Regions from separate parts of the Homo sapiens genome. Here region 2 is linked to region 1. A link is an interaction called in ENCODE POLR2A ChIA-PET data of the cell type or tissue named here. Cell type or tissue: OCI-LY7. All regions are shown on one strand. Links, peaks and the distances in the headings refer to the core of each region. The heading gives the core; the rest is flanking DNA. Region 1 overlaps GARRE1 (granule associated Rac and RHOG effector 1). Region 2 holds the start of CD22 (CD22 molecule).

What was found. ChIA-PET counts read pairs that join two places held together with the same protein. Peaks named below come from ENCODE experiments on the same cell type or tissue, not always from the same donor. Only the 100,000 strongest peaks of a DNase experiment are listed, where the experiment ranks them.
Region 2: POLR2A ChIA-PET joins it to region 1 with 5 read pairs; 1 of 35 experiments calls an interaction of 5 or more read pairs at or near these places.

Annotation. Positions count from the first base shown.
Region 1 is chr19:34,273,633-34,283,219 of GRCh38, reverse strand. All of the region lies in intron 1 of GARRE1 (granule associated Rac and RHOG effector 1), which reads right to left. Among named protein-coding and RNA genes, the nearest start is that of GARRE1, 24 kb to the right of the region's middle. In OCI-LY7, for the core only: a CTCF peak has its summit at 7,290; a DNase peak (open chromatin) is centred at 6,349; H3K4me3 peaks cover 1,233 bases; H3K27ac peaks cover 1,429 bases.
Region 2 is chr19:35,327,471-35,337,057 of GRCh38, reverse strand. CD22 (CD22 molecule) reads right to left here and starts at 7,871. Exons shown (of 14, transcript NM_001771.4): 1 at 7,828-7,871; 2 at 4,984-5,039; 3 at 4,134-4,511; 4 at 717-1,022. The coding sequence starts at 5,017. RefSeq lists a silencer at 3,544-3,753 and enhancers at 5,945-5,994, 7,125-7,174, 7,245-7,294. In OCI-LY7, for the core only: a CTCF peak has its summit at 3,970; DNase peaks (open chromatin) are centred at 4,037, 5,317, 6,367, 7,927 and 1 weaker place; H3K4me3 peaks cover 6,508 bases; H3K27ac peaks cover 6,358 bases.

The DNA of each region.
Region 1 (9,587 bases), core at 436-8,435:
TAAAGATTGATAGCTATGATTTGTGAATACAGAGAATAATTTTAGATCCACTTCAGTCCTTAAACCAACAGAGAAAAGAGAGTGGCAAGCAGTCCTACTGTCAGAAATGGGATGACAAAAGGAGTTTCATTTCAAAACGACAGGCTAAACAGGCAAGTGCACTTACCTCTCCATCCTCCCCAAATCCCAGTGACATAACAATAAAGACATTCACAAGGGAATCTCAGCAAAACAGTAATGAGAAGGTCTGAGGGCCACAGTCTATTTAACTGCAGGCCATCTTCTAGAGGATGGAGAGAAAGCAGAGGAAACTATATTACAAGACAGACCAGAGCAAAGCTGGCCACTTTTTACAACATGCAGGGCCAAAAGAGAACAGAGAGGCAGAGCCCTTTTTCCTGGAGGAGCTGGATAAATGCCCAGCTTTGAATCAGCAGGTAGAGAAATCAGGAGTGGGAAACCAGTTAATCAACCTGATTTCATCTGTACTTCCCATTCCTCAATCAGCCAACTCTCACTAAGGCAAGAGGACTATTGAAAAACAGAGGGACCTCCTGCAAATTACCTATATGAACAACCCAGTTCTTCATTGATAAGGATCACCAGACAGTGAAGGAAAACCAAAAGGACAAAAAAGGACAACTAAGATGAAAAGGTGATCAGACCTCAGAAGAAATACATATTTTAGGTCCCAGAAAAAACACCTGAAAAGAAATTCTGACTGGTATTCCTCAGACAGTGTTGGAAAGATAGTGCATCCTTAAAAGCAGGGCTGGGCACGGTGGCTCACGCCTGTAATCCGAGCACTTTGGGAGGCCAAGGCAGGCAGATCACAAGGTCAGGAGTTCAAGACCAGCCTGGCCAGCATGGTGAAACCCCGTCTCTACTAAAAATACAAAAATTAGCCTGGTGTGGTGGCGTGCGCCTGTAATCCCAGCTACTCAGGAGGCCAAGGCAGGAGAATTGCTTGAACCCAGGAGGCGGAGGTTGCAGTGAGCCGAGATCGCACTATTGCATTCCAGCTCTAGGCAACAGAGCAAGACTCCATCTCGGGGGGAGAAAAAAAAACCAAAAGCAAACAAATCATAAAGGAAGTAGAAATCAACAATGAATTCTTGGAAATAAGAAATATGATTGCCAAGATAAAAACGAGAAGAAATAAAATGGGAATGAAGTAAGGTATAGGGAATACAGAAACACACAGACACACACGCTTGTAGCTTTTAAAATAAGCCATGGGAGAATAAACCAAAAACCAACAAAGATGTTTACCTACAACGTATAGAGAAGAACAAAGACAAGGAGGAAAGCCAGACTTCTTTCAATCTATCTTACTTATGGTTTTATCTTTAGAACTACGTAAATATATAAGCAAAAAGCAAATATAAAAAAGAAAAATATCCCTAAAAATGAAACAAAAGACAAATGAATCTATATTATTTACCAAATTAGTGGCACAGCCACACAGAGAAGAATTATTTCAAGTTTAAAATTGTGTTTCGGCCAGGTGTAGTGCTTCACATCTGTAATCCCATCACTTTGGGAGGCCAAAGCAGGAGGAATGCTTTAGAGTTCAAGACCAGCCTGGGCAACACAGTGAGACCCCATCTCTATAACACACAAACAAAATTGGCCAGGTGCAGTGGCTCATGACTGTAATCCTAGCACTTTGGGAGGCAGAGGCAGGCAGATCACAAGGTCAGGGGTTTGAGACCAGCCTGGCCAATATGGTGAAACCACGTCTCTACTAAAAATACAAAAATTAGCCAGGCATAGTGGCAGGCGTCTGTAGTCCCAGCTACCAGGGAGGCTGAGGCAGGAAAATCACTTGAACCCGGGAGGCAGAGGTTGCAGTGAGCTGAGATCACACCACTGCACTCCAGCCTGGGTGACAGAGTGAGACTCCATCTCAAAACAAACAAACAAACAAAATTATCCAGACATGGTAGTGCATCCCTGTAGTCCCAGCTACTGATGAGGCTGAGGTGGAAGGATCACTTGAGCCCAGGTGGTGGAGGCTGCAGTGAGCCAACATGGCGCCACTATACTCCAGCCTGGGCGACAGAGTGAGGTGGTCTCCATCAATCGGTCAATCAATAAAATCGTGTTTTGACTGGACCCCTCTGGTGTTACTGTCAACAAATGAGAAAAGACAAATATAAAATCAAAGATATAAAAATCCTTTAATCCTTCATTTGAATTGGAAGTAAATCAGTCTGAAATCATGGTGTATCTTTTTCTTTCCAAAAAGTATGTATTTCCTAGTTCTACTAAAAAAAAAAAAAAACCTACTGGAATTTACATCTTAATTGTAATGAATGCCCTTAATACCATTTCCCACCAAAAAGAATCAGAACTAGTTAAAGAAATGGCTGATTCTGGATCTGGGATCAGAAATTTTTCCGATAAGCCCCGGACTTCTTGTAAAGCCAGAAAGCAGGGAACTCATATAACACTACTAGGCTCATGTCAAAAGCACCTAGAAAACCCGAAAAATAAGTGCCATTAACGATCAATAATGGGACAACTTAAGCATCAAAAAGAATAACCATTTAGGGGTGAAAATCATTAAATATATAAAAATTACTGAGTTCAGACTTAGCAATAATTTCTTGGATAGGACACGAAAAGCACAGGCAACAAAAAACAGATAAACTGGACTTCAAAATCAAAACTTTTAGGCATCAAAGGACATTACAAGCAAAAAGCAATCCATAGATGAAAATATTTATAAATCACATATGGGAAAAGGAATTAATATCCAGAATATATAAAGAACTCCTACAACTCAAACACAAAAATCCAATTTTTAAATGGGCAAAGGACTTGAATAGACTTTTGCCCCAAGAAATATGCGAACAGCTAATAAGCACATGAAAAGATGCTCAACATCACTAATCACTAGTGATATAGCTTAAATCTGTGTCCCCACACAAATCTCATGTTGAATAGTAATTCCCAATGTTGGAGGTGGAGCCTGGGAGGAGGTGACTGGATCATGTGGTGGATTTTCCCCTTTGTACTCAATAGTGAGTGGGTTCTCATGAGACCTGGTTGTTTAAAAGTGGGCAGCACCTCCCTTCTCTCTCTCGGTCCTGGCTCCTGCCATTTAAGATGCCTGCTCCGCTTTGCCTTCTGCCACCAATAAAAGCTCCCTAAGGCCTCCCCAGGAGCAGATGCTGCCATACTTCCTGTACAGCCAATTAAACCACTTTTTTTTTTTTTTTTTTTTTTTGAGACGGAGTCTCGCTCTGTCGCCCAGGCTGGAGTGCAGTGGCGGGATCTCGGCTCACTGCAAGCTCCGCCTCCCGGGTTCACGCCATTCTCCTGCCTCAGCCTCCCAAGTAGCTGGGACTACAGGCGCCCGCCACTACGCCCGGCTAATTTTTTGTATTTTTAGTAGAGACGGGGTTTCACCGTTTTAGCCGGGATGGTCTCAATCTCCTGACCTCGTGATCCGCCCGCCTCGGCCTCCCAAAGTGCTGGGATTACAGGCGTGAGCCACCGCGCCCGGCCAATTAAACCACTTTTGTTTATAAATTACCCAGTCTCAAGTATTTCTTTACAGTAAGGCAAGAACAGACAGTACAACTAGGGAATAATATAACTTGGAAAATGCAAATCAAAACCACAGTGAGATACCACTTCATACCCTATTAGGATGGCTAATATTAAAATAAACAAAACACAGAAAATAAGTGCTGGCCACTGCCAGCCTGGGCAACATGGAGAAACCTCGTCTCTACTAAAAATAAAAAAAAAAATAGCCAGGCGTGGTCCCAGCTACTTGGGAGGCTGAGGTGGGAGGATCACCTGAGCCCGGGAAGCACAGGTTGCAGTGAGCCGAGATCGCAATGGGCCACTGAACTCCAGCCTGGGACGGAGAGCGAGACACTGTCTCAAAAACAAAACAAAACAAAAAGTGCTGGCAAGGACATGGAGAAATTGGAAGCCTTGTGTATTGCTAGTGGGAATATAAAATAGTGCAGCCACTGTGGAAAACAGTATGGTGCTTCCTTAAAAAATTAAACATAGAATTACCATGTGATTCAGGAAATCCACTTCTGTGCATCTACCCAAAAGAACTGAAAGCAAGGACGTGAGCAGGTATTTCTTCACCCATGTTCACCGAAGCATTATTCATAATAGTCAAAAGGTGGAAACAATTCAAATGTCCATGGAAGATGAATAGATAAACAAATGTGGTATATCCATACAATGGACTATTATTTAGTATTAAAAAGGAAGAAAGGCTGGAAGCAGTGGCTCATGCCTGTAATCCTAGCACTTTGGGAGGCTGAGGTAGGAAGATCGCTTGAGGCCAGTTTGAGACTAGCCTGGGCAACATGGCGAGACCCTGTCTCTACAAAAAATTTAAAAATTAGCTTGGCATTATGGTGCACACTTGTAGTTCCAGCTACTTGGGAGGCTGAGGCATGAGGATCACTTGAACCCAGGCATCTGAGGCTGCAGTAAGCTTGACTGCACCACTGCACTCCAGCCTGGGTGACAGAGACCCTGTCAATAAAAAAAAAAAATTAATGAAGGAAATTCTAATAACATGCTCCAACATGGATGAACCTTGGAGATACTCTGCTAAGATGCCAGACACTAAAGGACAAATACTGTGTGATTCCATATATATGGGGTGCCTAAAATAGTCAAATTTTTAGGGACAAAAAGTAGAAGAGAGGTTGTGCCCAGGAGCTGAGAGAAGGGGAAAATGGGGAGTTACTGTTTAATAGGCAAGACTTTTTTTTTTTTTTTTTTTTTTTGAGATGGAGTCTTGCTCTGTCACCCAGGCTGGAGTACTAGTGGCACAATTTCGGTTTACTGTAACCTCTGCCTCCTGGGTTCAAGCAATTCTCGTGCCTCAGCCTCCCAAGTAGCTGGGACTGCAGGCTTATGCCACCACATCTGGCTAATTTTTGTATTTTTAGCAGAGACAGGGTTTCACCATGTTGGCCAGGCTGGTCTCAAACTTCTGACCTCAGGTGATCCACCCGCTTCAGCCTCCCAAAGTGCTGGGTTTACAGGCATGAGCCACCATGCCTGGCCAAGACTTTCAGTTTGGGATGTTGAAAAAGTTCTGGAGATGGATGGTGGTGATGGCTGCACAACATTGTTAATGTACTTATGCCACTGAAATGTATAATAAAAATGGTTAAAACTGTAAATTTTGTGTTATGCATATTCTACCACAATAAAAAAAGTGAGTCAATAATGATATTAAGAAAAATTCCATTGGTCATCTCTCTGTGGAGGTGTTAAGGCACCAAGCTATTGTTCTGAAAACTGCTGGGGGTGGGGGGGGGGGGTGAAATCAAGCATTTATCCTGCTTTTCCTGTTTATATAGTTTTTTTTTGAATACTCCATTTAGGAAAGTGCTTAATCAAAGAAAATTAGCCAATAAATAAAGAAGAAATGCTAGGAAAACTATTATTTTGCAACTCTAATGAAATAGTGTATCTAGCCAATGATTATTAATCACTGTTAAAATGATTTGGTGAAACTTGATGGAGAAGTTTATGATGAAGGAATCAGGCATAACACCTGAACTCACTAATTAATTTTAGCATCATTAAAGTGGGGAACTAAACATATAATTATATGCCTATCATTGTGACAAAATAGGAAGTACACAGTACCACCCAAAAAATATTTTTGCCTAAAATACTGAATCAAAATCTAATCGAGTCTCTATATCTAGCGAATTACTTACAGGAAACATGAGAGACAGAGAAACTCCAAATTTCACGTGTTTTTTCATAGGTCTTTTCAAACGTATTGTTCATAAGTAACCACTGATCTTATTGGTCTAAGTGAGTTAGGATTCTGATAGACCCTTGGGGGCAATTTTTACCAGCTTGGTCCTCCAGTTTCATTTTTATTCCTTTCTGCCAACCTTTTAATCTCTCTTCTGCATGCAGTTTATGAAGAATTTATATCCAATGGTCCCTGGCACTTTGAATAAAATCAAACTCCTTACTGAGACCTGCACAGCCCTGCCCACCTCTCCAGCCTCATGTCGTGCCTCCTGAGTCTCACTCATCATTCTGCAGTCACACCATTTATCTTCCAGTTCTTCTAGTGCCCCAAGCTCTTTACACACGCTGCTGCCTCTATCCAGAAAGCTCCTGCCTCCCTCCTACTCATGATGCTCCTCCCGTTCATCCTTTAGCTCTCAAAACAAGTGTTACACCCTCAGAGAAGCCTTCTGCAGCCAACCTGTCTAATCTAGGGTCACCTCACCCCTACAATGCTGTCTTATCTTCATGACAACTTGCAATCATCTTACCATTTTATTTGCATATGTACACTTTACCACCTGGCACATAAGCTCCTAAAGACAGCAATGGCTTGTTCACAGCTGGATTCTCACAAGTGTGCTGCCCAACTCTCTGGAAATCTGACATGAATGAGCCATTGTTCCAGTGGCACTGTCGCGCAAACTCGAGAAACTGGCTGCTATAGCAAGCTACTTCTCCACCTGAAAGGTGACTGGCTTGTGGAAACCTGGCAGTGGCTGCGGTATCTGTGACCTTAAGACAGATGATATGAGGGAGAAGGCAGAGATCATGGTCTCCACTTCCAAAGTCACAGCCAGGTAACAGGATTATCCAGAACTCTCTCACACTCAGGCTTGATGTGGATGGAGCACACTGGCTATTTCTCTGGGGAGCCTGTCCTTTAACTTTTACAAATCTGTTTATGGCATCTTCCACTGTACATATACACATATGTACATAAACACACATACCCACACACACTCTTTTTCCCTCATTTCTACAATCAAATGTGTTATGTTTGTTCCTTTAAAGTTTCAGGTTTTGCAACTTAATTTACCTTGCCAAAACTGATGATCAAATATGGATGGGCTGGGCACAGGTGCTCACCCCTGTAATCCCAGCACTTTGGGAGGCCGAGGCAGGCAGATCACCTGAGGTCAGGAGCATGAGACCAGCCTGGTCAACATGGCGAAACCCCATCTCTACCAAAAATAAAAAATTAGCTGGGCGTGGTGGCGCACACCTGTAATCCCAGCTACTCAGGAAGCTGAGGCAGGAGAACTGCTTGAACCTAGGAAACATAGGCTGCAGTGAGCCAAGATGGCACCACTGCACACCAGTCTGGAAGACAGAGCAAGACTCCATCTCTAAAGAAAAAAAAACAAACAAAACACAAATATAGATGAACCCTCCAAAGATGATATGCCAATAAGCATATGAAAAGACAGTCAACATCACTAACTATCAGGGAAATGCAAATCAAAATCACAATGAGATACCTCTTCGCAACCACTAGGATTACTATAATCAAACAGACAATAACAAGTGTTGACAAAATGTTAGAGAATTTGGAATCCTCATATACTGCTCAGGGTAATACAAAATGGTACAGACATGTTGGAAAACACAGTGGCAGTTCCTCAAATGGTTAAACATAAAATTACCACACAACCAAGAAATTTTACTCCTAGGTATATATATCCAAGAGAAATGAAAAACATGTCTACAAACCAACATGCAGATGAACGTTTGGAGCAGTATTATCATAATACCAAAAACTGGAAACAACTCAAATGTCTATCAATTGACAAATGGACAAACAAAATGTAGTATAACTGTACAATGGAATATTATTCAGCCATGAAAAGGAATAAAGTACTGATACATGGATGAACCTTGAAAACATTATGCTAAGTGAAAGAAACCAGACCCAAAGTTCCCTTAATATGAACTGTACCAATTACGTAAATCCATTGAAACAAAAAGTCAATTAATGGTTGCCTAAGGCTGGGGGTGGGGGTGTGGAATGGGGGAAATAAGGGATGACTGCTAATGGGTATATGGTTTATTTGCAGAGTGATGAAAATATTCTAAAATTGATGATGGTTGCATAACTATGAACATACTAAAAACCACCAATTTATATACTTTAAATGGATAAACTGTATGGTATGTGAATTATATTTCAATAAAGCTGTTACAAAAAATATAAAGATGAATCATTCCTAAACAATTCCCTCTTCTGAGGAAAAAAAAAAAAACACAGAAAATGTTCTGTCCTCTCCAATCCACAAAAATGCAAATCCAAATATCTACCCTTGATAATGTGGAGACACTACAGGAAATTCTTTAGGCAGATTAGTGAAGTTATTGTCTATGAAGTTCAAAGCCCAACCATTTCCATGTTTTTAGTCAGTTCAGACTGACTCAAACCGTATTTAGAAATGCACTCTAGAAAAATGCTTTGAAGAATTTTATTCTCAACATTCATAAATTTAAAATATCTATCCAGGCAAGAGAAAATGCCTGGAAAATTCAGTGCTTTGCTCGGACGTTCCTTAGAACTCTACTTTTTTAGCTCCCTCTATCTGTTACCACATTACAAAGTGAAGCAACTCTGTAAGCTGCTAACACGAAAAGACGCTTAGTGCTGGCTCTCCTCATACCTCTCTGGCCATTCTTAGTTGCCCCTTTGAGCTACTCCTCCTCTGATAGACCTTAAGTGCTATGCCCTCTCTGTTTCTAAGAGCAACATATTCCTTCTGGGAAGATTCCCAAATCCATCCCTCTAGCCCAGATCTTTGTCCTGTGCTCCAGAACCCAAATATTCAACTGCCTAGTGGACAGGTCCCAAAATCAAAAGTCCAAAACCAAATCTTCCAAGTCTTTCAATATGCCTTCCCAGTCTTGGCAAATGACATCACCATCTGCCTACTTGAACAAGGCAGAAACCTGGGAGTTATCCTCTACTCTTCACTCTCCTTCACATCCAATTAATCACAGTCTTATCCTTCCTGCCTTCTTGAGACGGAGTTTCGCTCTAGTTGCCCAGACTGGAGTGCAATGGTGCGATCTAAGCTCACTGCAACCTCCGCCTCCTGGGTTCAAGCGATTCTCCTGCCTCAGCCTCCTGAGTAGCTGGGATTACAGGCATACACCACAACACCCGGCTAATTTTGTATTTTTAGTACAGACGGGGTTTCTCCATATTGGTCAGGCTGATCTCGAACTCCCAACCTCAGGTGATCCACCCGCCGCGGCCTCCCAAAATGCTGGGATTACAGGTATGAGCCACCATGCCCGGCCCCTTCCTGCCTTCTTAGTATCTCTCAAGTCCTTTTCCTTCTATCTTCACTGCCGTACCAAAGCTACTGTTTTTACCTCCTGCCTGAATTATGGAGGCGCCTCCTGAGTGATCTTCCAAATGCCTGGGCTACTCCCCTCTGGATGCTGTGTGACTACTCTAGAATCAATGTGATCACACCACTCTGCGCTTAAAATCCACTATGGCTCTCCATTACCCTTCCCAATTTTCTTACACCGCCCCAACACCACCCACTTCCTACATGTGCCATCTTCCTTCTCGCCACCTGGCCACACATTTCATTTCTACTGTCTGGAAAGCTCTCTTGGCTCACTCTCATTCCTCTTGGATGTCTAACTTAGGCATCACTTCTTCTGAGAAACCACTTTGACAGACTGAGCGAGGGGTTCCTCTGCTGCCGTAACACCCTGTTTTTAGCCCCACCTTAACATTAACTCTACTGAAGCATAACATGCTAGATCACAACTGCCGG
Region 2 (9,587 bases), core at 632-8,631, 1.1 Mb before region 1:
CCATGTTAGCCAGGATGGTCTCGATCTCCTGACCTTGTGATCCCCCCGCCTCGGCCTTCCAAAGTGCTAGGATTACAGGCGTGAGCCACCGCACCCGGCCTAAGTGCTCACCTTCTTAGAGAGGTCTCTCTCCATCACTCCCCTCTCTCGGCCTTATTTTTTTCCTAACACACATATCACTACCTACAATAGTGTTGTATATTTCTTTGTTAACATTGCTTTGTTCCAGATTCTAATGTCTTGGCTCATGCTCTGTATTTCTTTGGTAATCCATTTGTTGTCTGTCTCTTTCACTGCAGCGCTGGCTCCGCGTGGGGCAAGAGTTTTGCTCACTGCTGCACCCTGCCCACCGCCCCATGCCCCCCATTGGCAGCCGTAATAAGGCCTGGTACCTAGTAGGTTCATGATACGTATTTATTGAATGAATGAGGCACAAGATAATGATGCGAAAAAAATCCCCACCAAGAGGGGAACAAAAAGACCTAACCAGATAATCCCCAATTCATGTCATGGCTTGAGGATGGACCATTTTATTCTGTTAGGCTAGAGCAAATCTTTTTCCCGAAACACCAGGGCTGACAAGGCGGCGTGACCAGGGCTGGAGGATGCCGCCGTCTGTGCAGGCTTCCCCCTGCCCTGGGTGCATGCCCCCTGCGGGGCTGGGGAGAAGGTGACACAGACCTTGCCCTTCCCACAGGCATGCCGGGGAGACTCACGCTTCACGTTCAGCTGCACCGTGTCATTGGAGAGGAACTTCCCATCTGCATCCTGAAGCTGGCAGGTCACAATCTTCCCATGGTGACTCCACTGTGGGGAGAACTTGAGCTCGCTCCGGGTGAAGACAGACTTGATGGTCAAGGAGGTCGAGGTGACAGCAGCCTGCCTCATTGGAACCCCCTCTAGGAGCCACTGCAATTGGATCGGATACCCATAGCAGGAGAAATTCAGCAAGCAGGTCAGAGTGACTTCCTGGGACTCTTGAATTTCTGGAGGGAGCTGGATATGAGGTGGAAAAGGCCTTTCTGCAAAAGAACAGAGCCCGTGCAGGAGCCTGGGGGACTGAGGACGTGAGCGTACACCTGGCTTTAGATGTCCTGTCCCAAATCACCCCTCAGGAACCCCTTGCCACTTCATTCCACCTCTCTCCAGTCCTGCTTTGTTTTTTTGTTGTTATTGTTGTTGTTGTTGTGTTGTTGTTTTTTTGAGATGGAGTTTCCCTCTGTCACCCAGGCTGGAGTGCAGTGGCGCGATCTTGGCTCGCTGTAACCTCTACCTCCCCAGTTCAAGTGATCCTCCTGCCTCAGCCTCCCGAGTAGCTGGGATTACAGGTGCCCACCACCACACCCAGCTAATTTTTCTGTATTTCTAGTAGAGACAGGGTTTCGCCATGTTGGCCAGGCTGGTCTTGAACTCCTGACCTCAAGTGATCCTCCCGCCTTGGCCTCCCAAAGTGCTGGGATTACAGGTGTAAGCCACCACACCCGGCCTCTTTTTTTCTTTAGAGACAGGGTCTTGCTTTGTCACCCAGGCTGGAGTGCAGTGGCGCAATCCTAGCTCACTGTAGCCTCAACCTCCTAGGCTCAAGCAATCCTCTCACCTCAGCCCCCTGAGTAACTGGGACTACAGGCATGTGCCACCACACCTAGCTAGTTTTTTAAACATTTTGTAGAGACAGGGTCTTGCCATGTTACCCAGGCTGGTCTCAAACTCCTGGGCTCAAACGATCCTCCGATCTCAGCCTCCCAAAGTGCTGGGGTTACAGGCGGGAACCACTGCACCCAACGCAGTCCTGCTTTTCTCCACTTTGAATCACTTTTGCTCACCCGAAATCCCCTCTGAAAGGCCTTGACCACACTAAGCCTCCTTGGGAACTGTGATCTACTTTTCTTTCATGCTCATTGCCGGATGTCTGCTTTCTGAATGATTGCAAAGTTCTATTCCCACCACCTCACCACCTCTTTTTTTTTTTTTTTTTTTTTTGAGACAGAGTCTCGCTCTGTCGCCCGGACTGGAGTGTAGTGGCGTGATCTCAGCTCACTGCAAGCTCCACCTTCCGGGTTCACGCCATTCTCCTGCCTCAGCCTCCTGAGTAGCTGGGACTACAGGCGCCTGCCACCACGCCTGGCTAACTTTTTGCATTTTTAGTAGAGACAGGGTTTCACTGTGTTAGTCAGGATGGTCTCGATCTCCTGACCTTGTGATCCGCCTGCCTCGGCCTCCCAAAGTTCTGGGATTACAGGCGTGAGCCACCGTGCCCGGCCTATTCCCACCACCTCTAAGTGAATTTTATCAGTTTAGTTCACGGACTTTTCAGCTTTGACAAACTTGTGTTACTTTCATGGCTTCCTTCAGTATTGCAGCCATCCACGCACCGCATTCCTTTAGTGGAGTGGGTCTGTGTGCACCCAGCCTCAGCTCTCCCCAAGGCTGGACCACCTCCTTCAGACAGCGGGGTCTGAAGTTGCATTGCTCACCCCAAATTTAAGGCTGCTCAGAACTGCCCATCCGGGAAACGGTGTGGAACGGAGTGACCACACTCCCTGTGGCAGGGGCCCCCCACACCTGTGTTTGATGGGTCAAAGCCACCCCTACATGTGCAGTGCTATAACTGAACCTATGTTATAAAAATTATAAGATGTTCGTTTTACTTCTTTTCTTTTCTCTTTGTCCTTTCCTTCCTCCATGCATGATTAGTTACATTTGGTCATTTCAGTAGCAGGTAACCATTAATTCACTCATAATTGTTTAACTTACATCCTGACTCCCTGGCAGCTGCCTGCAAGATAAATGAACTTGTCTCTCTTTCAAAGAACAATGATCCTTAGGTCACACAGACCTCCTTGATGACATCCAGAAATTTGATGAGCCGAGGGGCACAACAGCTTTGACGATCGGGAGGTCACCTCCTGCACACCTACTTTACTCATAAAAGCCCCCACTAACGCTCAAAGTCAGGTCAGATTTGAGAGTTTCTCTCTTCTGTCCCCTTGCTTTGGCTAAATTAAATAATCCTATCTCAGCTTCTAAGCACTGAGGTGTCAGTGTTTGGCTGACTACGCATCGGGAGCTCAAACCTGGCCTTTGGGGTTCAACAACAGTGTCATCTGACCTTGAAGAGCTCATGAGAACTTGCCATGAACATTAACATGCTGGGAGATTTCACTGGAAAATCTAGATTTCCATCGTCTCTTGAAAAATCAGAAGATCAGGCCGGGTGCGGTGACTCATGCCTGTAATCCTAATGCTTTGAGAGGTTGAAGCAGGAGGATTGCTTGAGGCCAGGAGTTCAAGACCAGCCTGGCAACATAGCAAGACCCATTTCTACAACAAATTAAAAAGTTAGCTGGGCATGGTGGCATGCACCTGTGATCCTAGCTACTTTGGAGGTGGGAGGATTGCTTGAACCCGGGAGATCAAGGCTGCAGTGAGCTGAGATCGCGCCACTGCACTCCAGCCTGGGTGATGACAGTGCGAGACCCTGTCTCATAAAAAGGGAAAGGAAGGGGAAGGGGAAAAGAAGAGGAAAAAAAGTAAAACAAACATTTTATGATTTTTATAACACAGGCTCAGTTATGGCACTGCACATGTAGGGGTGGATTTGACCCATCAAACACAGGTCTGGGGCCTCTGCCCTAGGGAGTGTGGTTACTCCGTTCCACACCCAGTTTCCTCTATAGGGAGCTCTGAGCAGCCCTAAGTTTGGGGTGAGCGATGCAGCTTCAGACCCCAATGTCTGAAGGGGGCGGTCCAGCCTGGGGGAGAGCTGAGGCTGGTTACATGCAGACCCACCCCACTAAAGGAATGCGGTGCTTGGATGGTTCCAGTACTAAGGCCAAACACGAGTTTGTCACAAAAGCTGAAAAATACATGGTGAGAAAGAAAGAGGGAAAGATCAGGAGATCCGATAACTTTGGAATCCAGGTCCCAGAGGGGCAGGAACTGAGGGTCAGATGGGACATCCGAGGTCCCGCAGCTCTGTCTAGTGCTGCTGCATCGCCATCGTCATCCGCTGGCGTCCCCTGCCTGAGCTCTGCAGGAAGCTCGGTTTGTGAGCTCTGTGCCAGGAGTCAGGTATTTCCTGCCTCCCACTCACCCCTGCCCAGAGCAGAGGACCCGCTCCCCGAAGGCCTTACCAGAGACATTGAGGTGTATTCGTTCCATCCATTTCTCAGTCTTGGACTCCATCCTCAGCCCCAGCTGACCACTGTCATTGAGGTGCACCGGGTGGATACTCAGTGTGCAGTTCTTATTCTTGTCTCCCAGGAATTGCACCCTTTTCTGCTCAGAAGGAACCTTCCCATCCTTTGTGCTTTCATAGAGTCTTGTCCCATCAAACTTCGAGGTGTTCTTGTTATACTCAGGATTGTGGAACAGGATGAAGCTTTCCAGGTCACCATCTAGGGCTCTGTAGGTGCAGGGGATCCAGACGCAGGCCCCCTCCCAGGCGTAGAGGGTTTCAGGGTGCTCAAAAACCCATTTACTTGAGTCAGAGAAAGCCAAGTATTCTAGAACTCACCACAGTGATCAGAAAGCATTACTAAGGGGGCATGAGAGCCTTCTTTTAAAAGTTATTTTTTATTTTAAAATTTGTTTAATTTTTTATTCTTTTTAGAGATAGGGGTCTTGCTATGTTGTCCAAGCTGGCCTTGAACTCCTGACCTCAAGTGATCCTCCCACCTCAGCCTCACAAAGTGCTGAGATTTCAGGCATGAGCCACTGCACCCAGCAGAGAGCTTTCTAAAGACTAAAGAATTCCCTCTGAAGATAGTGGGAGAAATACAGAGATACACAAAGACAGCAGGATGCAATGAGAGAAGTGTATGTATATATGGGAAACATATATATTTGTATGTACATTTATCTATACACACCGCTGCCCCCACCCTACCCTATGTTGACGCCTCTCTGCCTGGGTCTTTCCTCCTCCTCCAGTGCCCACTGACATCCCAGAACCCCAGTACTAGCCCAGGCCACAGTCCTTACCCAGGAGCAGGAGCCAGGGGCCGAGGAGATGCATGGTGTCGTGTCTGGGTGCAAGCCTGAGCAGGGGAGAGTTTGTCTTTGAGCCATCTGGCCGCTTACTTCTTCCACGTGGCTTTTCTTGCTCACCCACTGAGCTCCGACCCTTCCCCTGGATCCGGGAGGACCGGGTCTGGTTGCATTATGGGGATGTGGCATTTGGGATGCTCACGGAGTTCTTTCTTTTTTTTTGAGACAGAGTCTTGCTCTGTCTCCCAGGCTAGAGTGCAGTGGTGTGATCTCCGCTCACTGCAACCTCTGCTTCCCAGGCTCAAGCGTTTCTCTGGCCTCAGCCCCCCAAGTAGCTGGGTAAAGGCAGGTGCCACCACGCCTGGCTGATTTTTGTATTTTCAGTAGAGATGGGGTTTCACCATGTTGGCCTGGCTGGTCTTGAACTCCTGATCTCAGGTGATCTGCCAGCCTTGGCCTCCCAAAGTGCTGGCACTACAGGTGTGAGCCACCACTCCTGGCCGGGAGTTTTTTCTGAGTGTGCTGCACCTCTCCTTCAAACTGAGAGCCCTGCGGGGGCAGCCTCTCTCTCTTCCCAGAACTCCTTCCTTTCTTCCTTCCTTCCTCCCTTGCTTGCTTTTTCCCATCCATCCATTCATCCATCTCTAATTTTATAAACTTCCTGCCTGGCTCACAGGCTTTGAGTGGCACCAGACCACTGAGTGCTTTGAATGCCAGGCCCCGGGTAACGTGGAGCTCTCTCTGGTGCTACTCATCAAGGATTATACTCAGGGACAGACATGGTCAAAACTTGGTTTGAAAGACCAGGTAAAAAGGAATTCTAAAACCAGTAACAAAGTATGGGTGAGCCAGGCGCAGTGGCTCACACCTGTAATCCCAATACTTTGGGATGCCAAGGCAGGCAGATCACTTGAGGTCAGGAGTTCAAGACCAGCCTGGCCAACATGGCAAAACCCCATCTTTACTCAAAATGCAAAAAATTAGCCAGGCGTGGTGGCGTACACCTGTAATCCCAGATACTCATGAGGCTGAGGCAGGAGAATTGCTTGAACCCGGGAAGTAGAAGTTGGAATGAGCCGAGATCATGCAACTGCACTCCAGCCTGGGCGACAGGGCAAGACCCTGTCTCAAAAAGATAAAAAATAAACTAAAAATGTACAGAGCTGGTCAAACAAAACCTATCTGTGGGTTAGGTTCTGCAACTGTTGCCCATCTTTCTTTCTTTCTCTGCAGTGAGCTTGTCCTCTACCATCCCTGACCTCTGCATAGAGTTATATTTACATAGAGTTAAATTTAAGTCCCAATTTACATGATCATGGCCCTCCGTGCTGGCCCCCGGGGACCCTGAAGGATGTGACAGCAGAGTGTGTCTCCGGTCTCAGCACCAACCCAAGCCCCTCCCACTCACCTGCCAACATTTCACACGCATCAATGTTCCTCTCTCTGTCTGTTTATCTCCTCGGGCCACATGGCTCATGCCAAAGGCTGCTGGGTATCTGTTCATGGGTGTGCGGAAAGCTAAGCTGCTTGCCGACAGCAGGAAGGGGGTCTGGCCTGGGCTAAGCATGAATTTGGGGTGCAGGGTCTGAAGCTGAGGCAGATTCCCCAGGCAGAGCTGACATCAGCCCCGCAGGTACTCATCATGTCACATGCAAAAAACATCTTCAAGGTCACATACACTTGAGAAAGGCAGGGTAAAAGAGTTAAGTAAGATTCTTTTTTTTTCTTTTGAGACAGAGTCTCATTCTTCTGTCGCCCAGGCTGAAGTGCAGTGGTGTGATCTCAGTTCACTGCATCCTCTGCCTCCAGGGTTCAAGTGATTCTCCTGCCTCAGCCTCCTGAGTAGCTGGGACTATAGGCATGTGCCACCACACCCGTCTGATTTGTTTGTTTGTTTGTTTGTTTTAGTAGAGATGGGGTTTCACCATGTTGGCCAGGCTGGTTTCAAACTCCTGACCTCAGGTGATCCCCCCAACTTGGCCTCCCAAAGTGCTGAGATGACAGGCGTGAGCCACCGCACCTGGCTTAAGTAAGATTCTTTACTGCAGGACTTTAAAAACCTTTCAGTAAACTCTATCTACACCATTAATCTCTAGACATGGGGATTAGAGTATAGTATAATACATTGTCCATACTTCTTTGGCCATGGGATCTATTTTACATGTTCCATAAAAAACTTAGCAGGGTTGCAGAGCCAGAGTTCTTTGAAATCCCCTTAAGGTTACCTAAGGGGTAACAAGGGCTGTGGCAAGGACTAGACTCCGTTCCCTGCAGCCAACACTTGCCTCCAGGAGCCGGGCCATTGTCCCTCCTCTGCCAGCACCCTCCAGCCACAACCTGCTCTGGGACGGGCTGGAGCATCCCAGCATGAGTGGGAGATGGGCGCCTCCAGAGCAGGACTGTGTGCTGCCTCAAGGAGCTCCAGGAGTCTCTGGAGCACAGGAGTAGGGCCCCAGGCCCGGGAATTGGAAGGCTGAGGGTGGGGTGGAGGTTAGGGACAGCAGTTATTATGCACAGAGGCTCAGGACAGGGCCATGCTGTCCAGACCTCCTCAGTCCAGGCCTGTTGAGGGCCTTGCAGAACCTTGGGGCTGACCTCCCTGGCTCCTTCTTCCCTCCTGGGCATCCAATAACCTACCCTACTCTCAGAAGACTCAGCAGGCCTGGCAAGGAGGATGCTCAAGACAGGGGTCTGTCTACAACCTGTTGTAACACCGGTAAGAGAGAGCCAGGGAGGTCCCCACTGTGTTCCCAGCTCTGGGAGGTATGCCTGGCCCATAACTGCTGTTCCGTAATAACTTGCTTGTTGAATGCAAAATAAAAGCAAAATGATTTTTACCTGTTTCCGCGTGTCTTCCCTCTTCAGGGACCCTGGCAGCATCTGAGAGCAAAAGGAGAAGTACAGTAAAGTCTCTGGTGACAGAGGTTTCCCCTCCATGGCCACACCCCCTGCTTCTCTATGGCTCTGAGGGGGACCAAGCAGCACCGTGATCTGGGGAGTGGGGAAAAGAGACGATTGAGGGGGATGCGGGCTCGGAGTCAGATTGGAAGACTCGAATACGTATGGGCAGTTCTTCCTTTCCGTGTATGGGTTTGCAATATCAGATCAGTTTCAGAATGGGCTCCTCCACAACTCCCCCTCTACCCAGCTCTCAGGAAATGCGAATGACTCAAGCCAAGCAGGAGAACTGCAGCCCGCTGAAAAAGGCACAGGCCTACCTGAAAGTATTTGTAGTTTAGTGACACCATCCAGTTATTACCATTTCCACTCTTTTCATCATAGGCATAAATGGTGGGGAATCTGACCACCTACACTGAAGCCCCCAAGGGTTGAGGGAGGAGCACATAGATATTGAGGAGGAAAAAGATATCTCGGCCGGGTGCGGTGGCTCATGCCTGGAATCCCAACACTTTGGGAGGCTGAGGCGGGTGGATCACTTGAGGTCAGGAATTCGAGACCAGCCTGGCGAACATGGTGAAATTCCGTCTCTACTAAAAATACAAAAAATTAGCTAAGTGTTTTGGCAGGCGCCTGTAGTCCCAGCTACTCAGGGGGCTGAGGCAGGAGAATCACTTGAGCCCAGGAGGCGGAGGCTGCAGTGAGAAGAGATCACACCACTGCAGTCCAGCCTGGGTGACAGAGTGAGACTCTGTCTCAAAAAAAAAAAAAGAAAGAAAGAAAGAAAGAAAGAAAAAGAAAAGATATCTTGTAGGACTGGGCATGGTGGCTCATGCCTGTAATCCTAGCGCTTTGGGTGGCCAAGGCGGGTGGATTGCCTGAGCTCAGGAGTTCAAGACCAGCTTGGGCAACATGGTAAAACCCCATCTCTACTAAAAAAAAAAAAAAAAAAAATCCAAAAATTAGCTGGGTGTGGTGGCGGGCGCCTGTGGTCCCAGCTACTCAGGAGGCTAAGGCAGGAGAATCACTTAAGCCCGAGAGGCTGAGGTTGCAGTGAGCAGATCGCGCTGTGGCACTCCAGCCTGGGTGACAGAGCCAGATCCTGTCTCAAAAAAACAAAAAAGATATCTTGTAGGAAGTGTTATTGAATGGAGAGTCTTTAGGCTGAAACCTCATCACCTTTATAATCCTGTAGCCAGCGAGTGTCTCAGGAGCAGAACAGACAGCATTGGAAGCCATGCACATCCTACAGATGAAGAGGGATGCGCTGAGAGGTCTTCACTCCAGCACCACTGCCCTCTATGGGCAGCTGGCCATAGGGAGGGAAACAGAGAGAGGGAAGAACACCTTCTTCCAAAAGCACCGATAGGGCTGGGTGTGGTGACTTATGCCTGTAATACGCTTTGGGAGAGCAAGGCAAGAGGATTGCTTAAGGCCAGAAGTTTGAGACCAACCTGAACAACACAGCAAAACTCTGTGGGGCTAGTCAACAAAAGCAAAAAATGAAAAGTAGCTGGGCATGGTGGCCCATGCCTGTGGTCCAAACTACTTGGGAGGCTGAGGCAGGAGGATCGCTTGAGCCTGGGAGTTCAAGGCTTCAGTCAGCCATGATAGCACCACTGCACTCCAGCCCAGGCAACAAAGTAAGACCTTGTCTCAGTAAATAATAAATAAATAAAATGAACAAAAAGCAGTGATGT